Regions from separate parts of the Homo sapiens genome. Here regions 1 and 3 are each linked to region 2. A link is a contact called in ENCODE Hi-C data. All regions are on one chromosome and are shown on one strand. The core of a region is the stretch at or near the end of the contact, and the rest is flanking DNA. Distances in the headings are between cores, read along the strand shown. Region 1 overlaps MIR3681HG (MIR3681 host gene). Region 2 holds the start of MIR3681HG (MIR3681 host gene). Region 3 overlaps MIR3681HG (MIR3681 host gene).

What was found. A loop is a pair of places that touch in the nucleus more often than their neighbours do. Pooled maps may share reads with other maps.
Region 1: a map with no recorded cell type shows a loop between it and region 2 (14-fold over the local background). The contact joins the enhancer-like site here to the promoter of MIR3681HG in region 2. A Hi-C loop is called at or near these places in 9 of 37 single-sample maps with no recorded cell type and 7 of 50 pooled maps.
Region 3: a loop to region 2 is called in a map with no recorded cell type, with 2.2 times the contacts of the local background. The contact joins the enhancer-like site here to the promoter of MIR3681HG in region 2. A Hi-C loop is called at or near these places in 12 of 37 single-sample maps with no recorded cell type and 13 of 50 pooled maps.

Annotation. Positions count from the first base shown.
Region 1 is chr2:12,500,319-12,503,430 of GRCh38, forward strand. All of the region lies in intron 4 of MIR3681HG (MIR3681 host gene), which reads left to right. Among named protein-coding and RNA genes, the nearest start is that of TRIB2, 220 kb to the right of the region's middle. Within about 2 kb of position 1,598, at least 9 of the 41 ENCODE cell types and tissues checked have a DNase peak (open chromatin) inside an H3K27ac peak, as active enhancers do.
Region 2 is chr2:12,005,232-12,008,627 of GRCh38, forward strand. It overlaps MIR3681HG (MIR3681 host gene), which reads left to right and starts at 1,885. Exons shown (of 6, transcript NR_110196.1): 1 at 1,885-1,996; 2 at 2,516-2,612. RefSeq lists enhancers at 1,114-1,163, 1,672-1,966.
Region 3 is chr2:12,298,017-12,301,466 of GRCh38, forward strand. All of the region lies in intron 3 of MIR3681HG (MIR3681 host gene), which reads left to right. Among named protein-coding and RNA genes, the nearest start is that of MIR3681, 100 kb to the left of the region's middle. Within about 2 kb of position 2,160, at least 2 of the 41 ENCODE cell types and tissues checked have a DNase peak (open chromatin) inside an H3K27ac peak, as active enhancers do.

The DNA.
Region 1 (3,112 bases), core at 348-2,847, 490 kb after region 2:
CGGCCTCCCAAAGTGCTGGGATTACAGGCATGAGCCACCGCACCCAGCCTGCCCAATGTCTTAGAGCCTCCGTTATCTCGTTCATATCATAACCTCATAAAGTAGCAGTATGGATCCGATGAAATAATTGATATAAAAATGGCTTCTTTACTGTGAAAAAATGCATATATATGTATATGTCCTCATTTGCTGCTCAACGTCAGAGAGCATGGGTCAGCTTTATACCACACAGCAAACTTGCCTCATCTGTTTCTGGTATAGACTCAAAACTCCATTAATGCCAAGTAACATCTGACGGTGTATGGGTGGAAAGGAGACAGTCTCAGGTGCTGAAAGAAGAGGCGATCAAACTTAATGACAAATTTTGCTGTGTTCTTTATGAATATGCAGAAAGCTTGGGAAATGTCCTTGAATTTATAAAATTAGGTGAAAGGAATGAGATAAGTCTCGACATGTCTGACTTTTCATGCCTATAGGCACCCATTTTTCTGCAGACACATGGGGGCTGTGCATCTTCTTGTTCTGCTGGGTCTTAGAATTGTGGAAATGCAGCCTCCCACAACTCACGGGGCATTGAAGAGACCCTGACTCTCTTCCAATGTTTAGGGAGGAAACTGAGCTCCTGAGAAAGGACTGAAGAATCCAAGCTAGAGAGAGTTAGAGGAACAAAGAGTCTACAAGTTTGAGCTTCAGCTCTCAACAGGGCCTTTCACCTCCCTGCTACCTGGGGGCTCTGTCTTAGCTGTCACAGTGCAGCCAGCACTGTCAATGATCTATCAATTGGCAGCTCTCTTATGTTTTGGTCTGGAGCCACTTTAGATGTGATGAACAAGATTAATTTTGAAAAATAATGCTGTGTTCCAATAAAAATGGCTCATGTACTGTCAAGACCAATTGGAGTCCTTTTTTTTTTTTTTTGCCTTAGTAGGGAGAAAAGGTATTCCATGTCGTAAGTTACATGTTAAATTAGTAACAATGGTTAATTTTAACAATCATTGTCTAAAGCTGAATAGGATGCAGATATTTATTGATGCCACTTTCTGTTCTGGTAGTAATTTTGTATTACTGATGTACTCTTGCAAGTAGTCAGGCAATTTTGACTTGTTAAAATAATTTTAAAAACACAGAAAGAAGGACAGTTGACAATTTAACAAGATGAAAGATGGTTTTAAGTTTAGGATCAGGCAATAAGAAACACAAAATACATGAAACCCTTACTCCTTTGTTTGCTGGTGCAGGTTTGAGGTCTCTGCTGTTAGGCAGGAAAGGGTGGGAACTCTCCTCCACCCTTCCCCTTCCTGCCCCTCCACTGACTGAACAGGCAAAAGAACATCAGGACGACTCATACCGAAAGCCGGGGGTGCTGGGGCCTTGCAAACCAGGTCACCTGACAGAGCTTTTGCTTCTATGAGCCTGGATGAAACCAGCTATACAATAAAGCCAATAAAAAGAAAAGAAGATGCCTTAGTGCCACATAAATTTGGCAGAAGTGAACATCTCACTGATTAAAAATACATTTTAAATAGAAGAATTATATGGCATGTGAATTATATCTCAGTCAAGCAGTTGTGAAATATATAACACCCCCTGCTTACACACACATGCAACTACTACATCACATGCAGGCACTTGGCCTCTCTGCCTATCAAAAGTAGCTTGCATTTGTACAGCTCCTTGCAATTTACACAGGGCCTTCATACGCCAGTGGTTTCACACTTAGGAATTGAACAGAGAAGTAGGAAAAAGGAAACAGAGAGTTTACCCTTACAAGATAATTGATGTTCCTAAGGTCATACAGTGAATGAATGTCAGAGACAGAGCTTGAGTTTTAATCCCAGTATTCTTTACACCACCTCCCTATCAGTGTCTCCGTGGAGGTGAGGGCATGGGCTTTGCAACATTTTAATTTCTCAAGGTTACCATGAACTCTAATAGTAAGGAGGGAATGCTAGGAAGAAGAGAAAACTTATGTCTTGGAGGGAAATTCTAAATAGATGTTTTCTATTAAGTTCTAGAAATATATTCAACACAATTGAAAAAAATTGTGGAATCTCTATTATCTGTCAAGTCTATGCCGTCCTCATTTACTCTCCATGTAAAATTAGTGGATTTCTGAGGATCCTGCATAAGCCTAATATTTAATGAATTTAGATTTCTTAAGGAATCAAAATTTTGTATTGGTGAATTAGAACATGACCAGAAGTCAACCAAAGTCTCTCCCTGAGGGAAAGAGTAACTGAAGCTTGAATAATGTGTGGACTCAGGAAGTCAGGGGAAGGCACTGCTGCTGAGAAGATGAATGTATACAAATCTATGAACTAAAGAATTCAAGAAATGAGTTACCAGACCGAGGTGTGTGCAAGAACATTCTGGAAGGGGGCAAATGGGACACAAAGTTGACATCAGACAACTTGGAATTGAAAAGGGAATTAGAGAATTGGCAACTGGCAGAAAGCTTTCAAATGAAGGACATAGGGCCTGAGGTAGAGGAAGTAACTTGCCCCTTGAAAGCCACACAACAGCAAGACAGAACCAGGGCTGGCCCTGGAAGTCAGGTTCCCAGATTCGTGGTGTGGCCCCCACGATACTGCTCTGCACGTCATATCTGAGCATGAGACGACTCAGAAATCTTTGCTGATTCAACCTTTCTGCCTCTGCATGTAAATGCCACCATGCCTTCCCACATTGCCTCTCTCCCACGTGAAACATCTGGTTTGAGGTTCACCAATAATAGCTTAAAACCACAAGTCTAAGTCAGTGGGACCCAGAATTGTCAAAAGAATCACCCAAAAATCCAGGGAAAAGGAAACAGATGACTTGGGTTTAACATACTTTAATCGTGCTCTCTAGATGACGGTTTTAAATAAGTATGCCATAGAAATAGATAACATGGCAGCCATGATTCTCTTTTTATCGAACAATTACCCTTTAAATTCTCAGGCCCCTCAGTAGGAGCCTACCTTTCAAACTTAAGGGCTCTTCTCTCCGTTATTAGTGACGTGCTTTTCCCATTCCTGTATGTTAATTATTTTATAAAAATTGAAGGGATTTAACATTGAAATCTCTGCCTTGGGCCCTCTGAGTTCCAGGAAACTCTCTTCCAACAGTAGTA
Region 2 (3,396 bases), core at 635-3,134:
TGGTACTATTCTGAATACTAAATGATAATGTATTTTGTCCTCACAATGCCCTTGTGAATGAGGAACTAATATTTTCCTGATTTTACAGGTTAGAAAATGAAGGGACAGAGAGGTTTCCTTTTTTTTTGACTAATTTCCTTAGAAAGGAAGTATATTACTTTGCTAGGGCTGCCATAACAAAATACCACTGACTGGGCGGCTGCAACAACAGAAATTTATTTTCTTGCAGAAAGGCGGCTGACAGTCCAAGATCAAGGTGCCAGCAGGGCTGGTTTTTCCTGAGACCTACTTCCTTGGTTTGTAGATGGCCATCTTATTGCTGTGTCTTCACATGGTCTTGTCTCAGAGGCATGCATGTCTCCAGCCAAATGTCCTCTTCTTGTAAGGACACCAGCCCTATTGGACTAGGACCCCACACTTATAACCTTAACTAAGCCTGTAAAGGCTCTGTCTTCAAATACAGTCACATTAGGGGCTAGAACTTTGACATGTGAATTTCATATCATAAATACAGAGAAGTGCAATTTGGTGGTAATAGCTAAGATGAATAGGAATTCTGATATGATTTTGAGACACATTCTCACTTAAAGTCTCAGCATATAAATAAAGTTTAATCACCTTGAAGATCAGACAGCTTCTTAAATATAATGATCCATTCTCAATTACCTATTAGTGGGAGGCCACGATAATAGAGAACTGAATTCCAAATATAATTAAAAATATTCGTGTCACTGCTTAGATGCCATCTCTTTCTTTACCAAACTTAAAAAAAGAAAAGTCTCTCCCCTAGAGCTCTTAAACCACATGATTCAGCTACTAACCGAAGCTCACCCTTTTGGATTTCCCCTGCTGTACTGTGGTCGAGGTGCTAATTAGCAGGGAAAGTGCCAAATGGCAGGCAGCCAGAGGAAAAGCAGAGAAGCTGAAAGACCTGCACAAACTGCAGGTTTGTGAGTTGCAAAATTGAGATATGCCTCTAATGAGTTATGTATTAAAGCCCCTCTGCCCCATGACAGCAACGTCACCCTGGCAGAGACCTCCAGTTTCCTTACCTGGTAAACGGGGATTATAATAATACCACATTCCCAGGCTTGCAGGGTATTAGACCAAATCAGCTAAGAGCAGCAGACTAAGAAACTGGTCTTTATTGAGCATATATTTTATGTCAGACACTTGGCAACATGATTCATTTAATTCTCACATTGATTCTATAAGGTAGGCATGGCTAGCTCCATTTTGTGGATGGGTAAACTGAGGCTGGAGAAACTTGCCAAGTGTCACATACCAATTACACTTGAACCTCACTCCAAAGGCTTTGCTCCTTCTACTGACCCGTGTTGCAGAAATGCCTGGCCTTTTGTGAGCACTCGGTAAATGTCTGTCATTGTTGGAGAGAAAAGGAAAAAAATTATCTCCTTGCTATGAATTTAAACAATATATTTTAAAGCTGCTGGGAGCCTTTTTGTCCTGGTTTTCTGCATCTGATTTACCTGTCCCATTTTAACCATTCATGTGAACATTGTTATGTAACTAGCACATGCTTTTACTGTGTATAACTTAGTGTTACATAAATCTAAAGGCTGCTGACTGCTAGCAATCTTTTAAATGTAATGAGCTGAAAGATTTGCTTTGAGCCTTGGGGCAGGATAGCTTTGGCTTAACCATTTGCTGAGTTCAGCTTTTAGGAGGATAAGTTTACTGCATCCCTTCAATAATCCAACTGAAGCCTGGATTCCAAGCAACTGTAGATGAGATTTAAGTCTCCAAGAATGTTAGAAACTTAAATAAAACAAGGCTTAAGCAGAAAGTCCTCACAATGGTGTCCACATTCCATCAGGATGACGTAATCGAAGGTTGGAACCAGGCGGCCTCTGCCTTTGTGTTCCGGGACCCCTCACTCAGTGCAGAGGGAAATTGACACAGCCATGATGAGGCCTGGCTCACAAGAGCCATAGTTACTGTAGGAGTTTCTGTGGCTAAATATGCTTAGCTATTGGTGGGTTTCTCAGCTATGACAATGGTCTCCGTAAAAACACAGAACAAAAATTTTTGGTTAATTGAGGTCAAATTTTGTGTTAAAGGAGGGTTAATTTCCCTCCCCTCTAAGAGAAGAGTCTCTATGTGTTTAAAAACATGTTAACATTTAGTCTTGTCTGTTTTGTTGATCAGTTGAAGTCAGAGCAATAAAATCCCAGGGGTGGAAAGGGTGCAAAGGGCCATTGGGTTCATTTCCCTCATTTGGAAGCCAAACACATGCAGGTGATGATCACACTGTCCTTGAGCTGGGTGCAGAGATCAGCTCTGCCACATGCTGTTTGTTAATTTAATAAGATGAAGTGTGGGACCCAGGCTGAGTTCCTCAACACATTTTTTCATCTGTAAAATGGGGATTATAAAAAATAATAGTACCTACCTTAAAGGGCTAGGCACAGAGCCGTAGATGAGTTAACATGTGTTTTGAACAGATCTGGGTATACTGTGGTGTGAAACATTTGCAATTCTTCTTATATTACAGAGGCAAGGACATGTGCTGGATGTGTATGCAGTCTTTGAAGCTGGAGAGGCCTGTGTTGGAAACTGTGCTCTGTCCCATGCCAGTTCCCTGACCTTGGGTAAGTCACATAAAGTGTGAGTCTTTTATTTTTTTCTAGAGTGGAAATGGGGCTATGAATTCCTAACACTGGTAGGATTATAAGGAAAAGGACAAGATTAAAGTAAACAATACATTATAAGCATGGTGGCTAGCACATGGCTAGTCTTCTCAATGAATATTTTTTAGAAAATATAAAAAGGATGAATATCGGATATCTTAGTAACTCCTTTAGCTTTAAGCACACATCTCTACACACAGCCACATACAAACGTATTGGCTACACATTGGACTCCTTTTTTTTTTTTTTTTTTGAGACAGGGTCTTGCTCTGTTGCTGAGGCTGGAATGCAATGGCACAAACATGGCTCGCTGCAGCCATGACCTCCCGGGCTCCTGATTCTCCCACTTCAGTCTCCTGAGTAGCTGTGATGACAGGTGCATGCCACCACACCTGGCTAGTTTTTTAATTTTTTGTAGAGATAGGGTCTTGCCATGTTGCCCAGGCTGCACATTTAACTACTTTTACTTTTTCCTTCTTAACTTCTTGACATATGGTAGAGAACACAACCTAAAGTCACCAAATAGGTGAAAAATCTAGATTTCCTTTTTTTTTTTTAAATTTTGTTTTTGACCCATTTCCTTAGAAAGGAAGTATATTCGTTTGTTAGGGTGGCCATAACAAAATACTATAGACGGGGTGGATTCAACAACAGAAATTTATTTTTGGCTAAAAATCCAAGATCGAGGATTGCATCTTTCCAATTTCTGGCAGGGCTGGTTCCTGCTTGGTTTGTAGACAGCCAT
Region 3 (3,450 bases), core at 910-3,409, 290 kb after region 2:
CTCAATCTAATATGAAGAAAGGATTCAACTTAGAGTATTGGTACATTAAATAGAAAGACCACCAATCTTGGGAAAGTTAGTGAGATTCTCTATGTTTCAGATTTTATCCAACTCATAGGATTATTTTAAGGTGAAAATTAGGTACTAATTAGACATGCATAAATCATAGAAGTTTCTGAGCACATAGAGAGTAATCATTAACTCTTAGATCTTATTATTAGTTGTTGTTTCTGAATCAGACATCAGTTGTATGTCAGTGCTTGCAGCCTACACTGCATTATTTGGAAGTTTTTCACAAAGTGTCAAGAGTCTCATCAGCCCCCACCAGCCTCATGGTTTTCTTGAAGGATGGTCTCTGTATTTCTTAATCTAGCAATTCACCACCACATATGTGCTCGTATTCTCTTTATCTTTGCAGTTAACATAAATATGCAAACTTCCATGGCAAAAACCATTAGACACTTTCCATTTAAATAGTAGTTTCACTATTCCAGCATATTTTCCCAGCTAGAACAGTGTGCGATCTGCTTTTAAGTCCTGATCATCCACTTCTATGGACTCTAGAGTGATGTTTTTGTTGGACCTATTTTTATATAATAATTAAAACCAGACTGTCCTTAATTTATTCATTTCCTTTTACTGAATTACAAATTAGGTCAAATAAAGGACTAGGCCTCTGGAGGGTTAAAAATAATACAAATCCTAGTTTTTGAGGACTCAGGGTCTATTAGAAAAAATAAGATATGTGCATAGATGAGCATAATCTAAGGCAGAAAGTGATTGTTATCATAAAAGGGTTTCAAATAAGTTCCCTTGAAGAGTCAAAGAGAAGGCTGAGGGAATGCTTTGCAGAAAAAAATGGCAACTGCAGTATATGATGAATGGTATTCCTAGTTAAGGAAACAGGGAGAAAATGTACAGAAACTAGAGTGAGAATGGTTTGATGGAAATGGGGTATGAAAATCGGTGGTGGGAAATGAGGCTGACTGGCACGATTGAGGACACATATGGAAGAGTCTTGGTGGTAAGTCAAGAAATGGAGATTTGCTAGGCAAAAGGAAGGCTAGAGTAGTTTTGAGTAGGAGGTCACCGTAATCATAACTATACTTAAGTAAAGAATAATCTGTTAGTGACTTTGAGGGTGAGCAGTGTCTAGAGCACATGGTGTCGGGGAGATGGCATCCCTGACAAATGAACTATAGTGCTCATTTCCTTTTTTTTTGCCCCAGTGGTCCCCATGGCAGCAATGCCAACTTGCAGACCCATCTTCCACATTGCTGATTTTTTAAGCACAGACATGATCCTGTGTCTGTCCCACTCGAAAACATTCAATGGCTCCCTGTTTCCTATTGGATAAAATCATATCTCAGAAGCAAACATCCTAACATCTGCTATAATCAGATGTTCTGCTCTTGCTCCTGAAGAAGCTATATTGCTCAGTGATACAGTGCCCATGGTTCAGCTGAAAGCCCTGAGGGTGATGAAGAGTGAGCTAGGGTAGTGATAATGGAGATGGGGAGGAGGGATGTCTTAGTCTGTTTTGTGTTCTTGTAAAGGAATATCTGATGCTGGGTAGTTTATAACAAAAAGAGGTTTATTTGGCTCACAGTTCTGCAGACTACAAGAAGCATGGCACCAGCATCTGCATCTGATGAGGGCCACAGGCTGTTTCCACTCATGGTGGAAGAAGGGGAACTAGTATGTACAGACATCACAAAGCAAGAGAAGAGGTGAGACAGAGAGAGAGAGAGAGCAAGAGAGAAAGAGACAGGGGAGGTTCTACGTTTTGTTTTGTTTTTTTTTTTTTTTTTCCCAACCAGCTCTTGTAGGAATGAATAGAGCAAGCACTTACTCATGACTCTTACCAGGAAGGGCATTAATCTATTAATGAGGGATCCACTCCCATGATCCAAACACCTCCTATTAGGCCTCCTCTAACACTGGGGATCAAGTTTCAACCTGAGAATTGTAGGGGGTCAAACATCCAAACTATGGCAAGGAGATGCAAGAGATAATGCAGATGTTTAATCAATAGATGTTTGCAACTGGTTATCAACAGTAAAGAAGTGGGAATGATCAGAGGCTGCTGTGATATTACCTACCTGGATGGCTGGAAGGTTCTTATACAATTCCCAGGCAGGTTTGTGCCTGCCTCTTCCTGGAGCGCTGATTGCCAGGGTGTCACAATGGATGCCTTGAGCAGTTGCAGAAGAGTACTTGATGTTTATTTCATGTGTATGACTTCCTTTCGGTTTTCCTCCCCAATTTTTCCCTCAGTCCCCAGGCATGATCCTGAAATGATTCTTAGGTGTGCTGACTGCCGTCTCTTTCTTACTAAAACACTCAACATTCTTTCAGTCCTCCATGACAATGTTTACAAAATTTAAAACATTCTTTGAGCATTGACTATTTGCCAAACATTGTTCTGGGTGCTAAAAACAGAGCAGTGAGTAAGTATGATATGTTTCTGCTTTCTTGGAGCATGCATTCTGGTGAGGAATAATATTCCTCCTCAATGTTCCTTCCTCTCTCTCCATACCTCTTCAGCATTTGTTTAATTCTCCTTCGTTTCTTGTTTTGCCTCAGTGGTTTCCTTGGCACCAGTGCCAACTTGCAGACCCATCTTCTACATTGCTGTTTCCTAAATATAGAGATGGTCATGTGCCTGTCCCACTGAAAAACCTTCAATGGCTCCCTATGTCCTATTGGATAAAATTATACCTCAGAAAAGATATTCTAACATTTGTTATAATCAGATGGCCTGCTCTTGCTTCTGGAGAAGCTATATTGCTCAGGGATCAAGGGGGAAACAATAGGTTCAAATTTTTAAACAAAGAAGATTTAATTCATAGAATTCCAGAACTTTGAAAGGTCAGTAGTTCAGTATGTTTCCCATTCATTACCGCTTGTTTATATTCACACACACAAAAGCTTTGCCACTGTGGAGATGCCAGTGGAGTTGTGGAGCTGGGGGTGGAGGAAGGTTTTAAAGTTTCCTCTGGATGGGAAATAATGAAACTTTCCAACTTTACTTATGCATGAATGAAGGTGGTTTAATGGGCCAAGTGCCGGCTTTGGAGTTACAAAGGCTTGGGTTTAAATCCAGCTGTAGGACTTCTGCAAGTCCCTGACTCGCTGTGAACTTTAGCTCCTCAATTGTCATATGAGGGTGACTCGGCCTATTTTACAGTATTAGGAGGCAGACAGCTCAGATGCCGGCCTTGCTGAGGTCAGGCAGGGCTAGGTTGCCGTAGTTGAATGGCAGAATTATCACCCACATCTGGATGGAAGAACATGTAGAGGTTTTCCAAAAAGAGGGGATTGAGAGAGTAGGCCAGCAATGCCAAACAGTGGGCATTCGTTCTGGGGTGAAAGAGAGAAGATGAAGCCATGGCTGAGAATACAGGAGGTAGTTCGCTAACAGAATTGATGCTCCCAGCCTCCCACGGG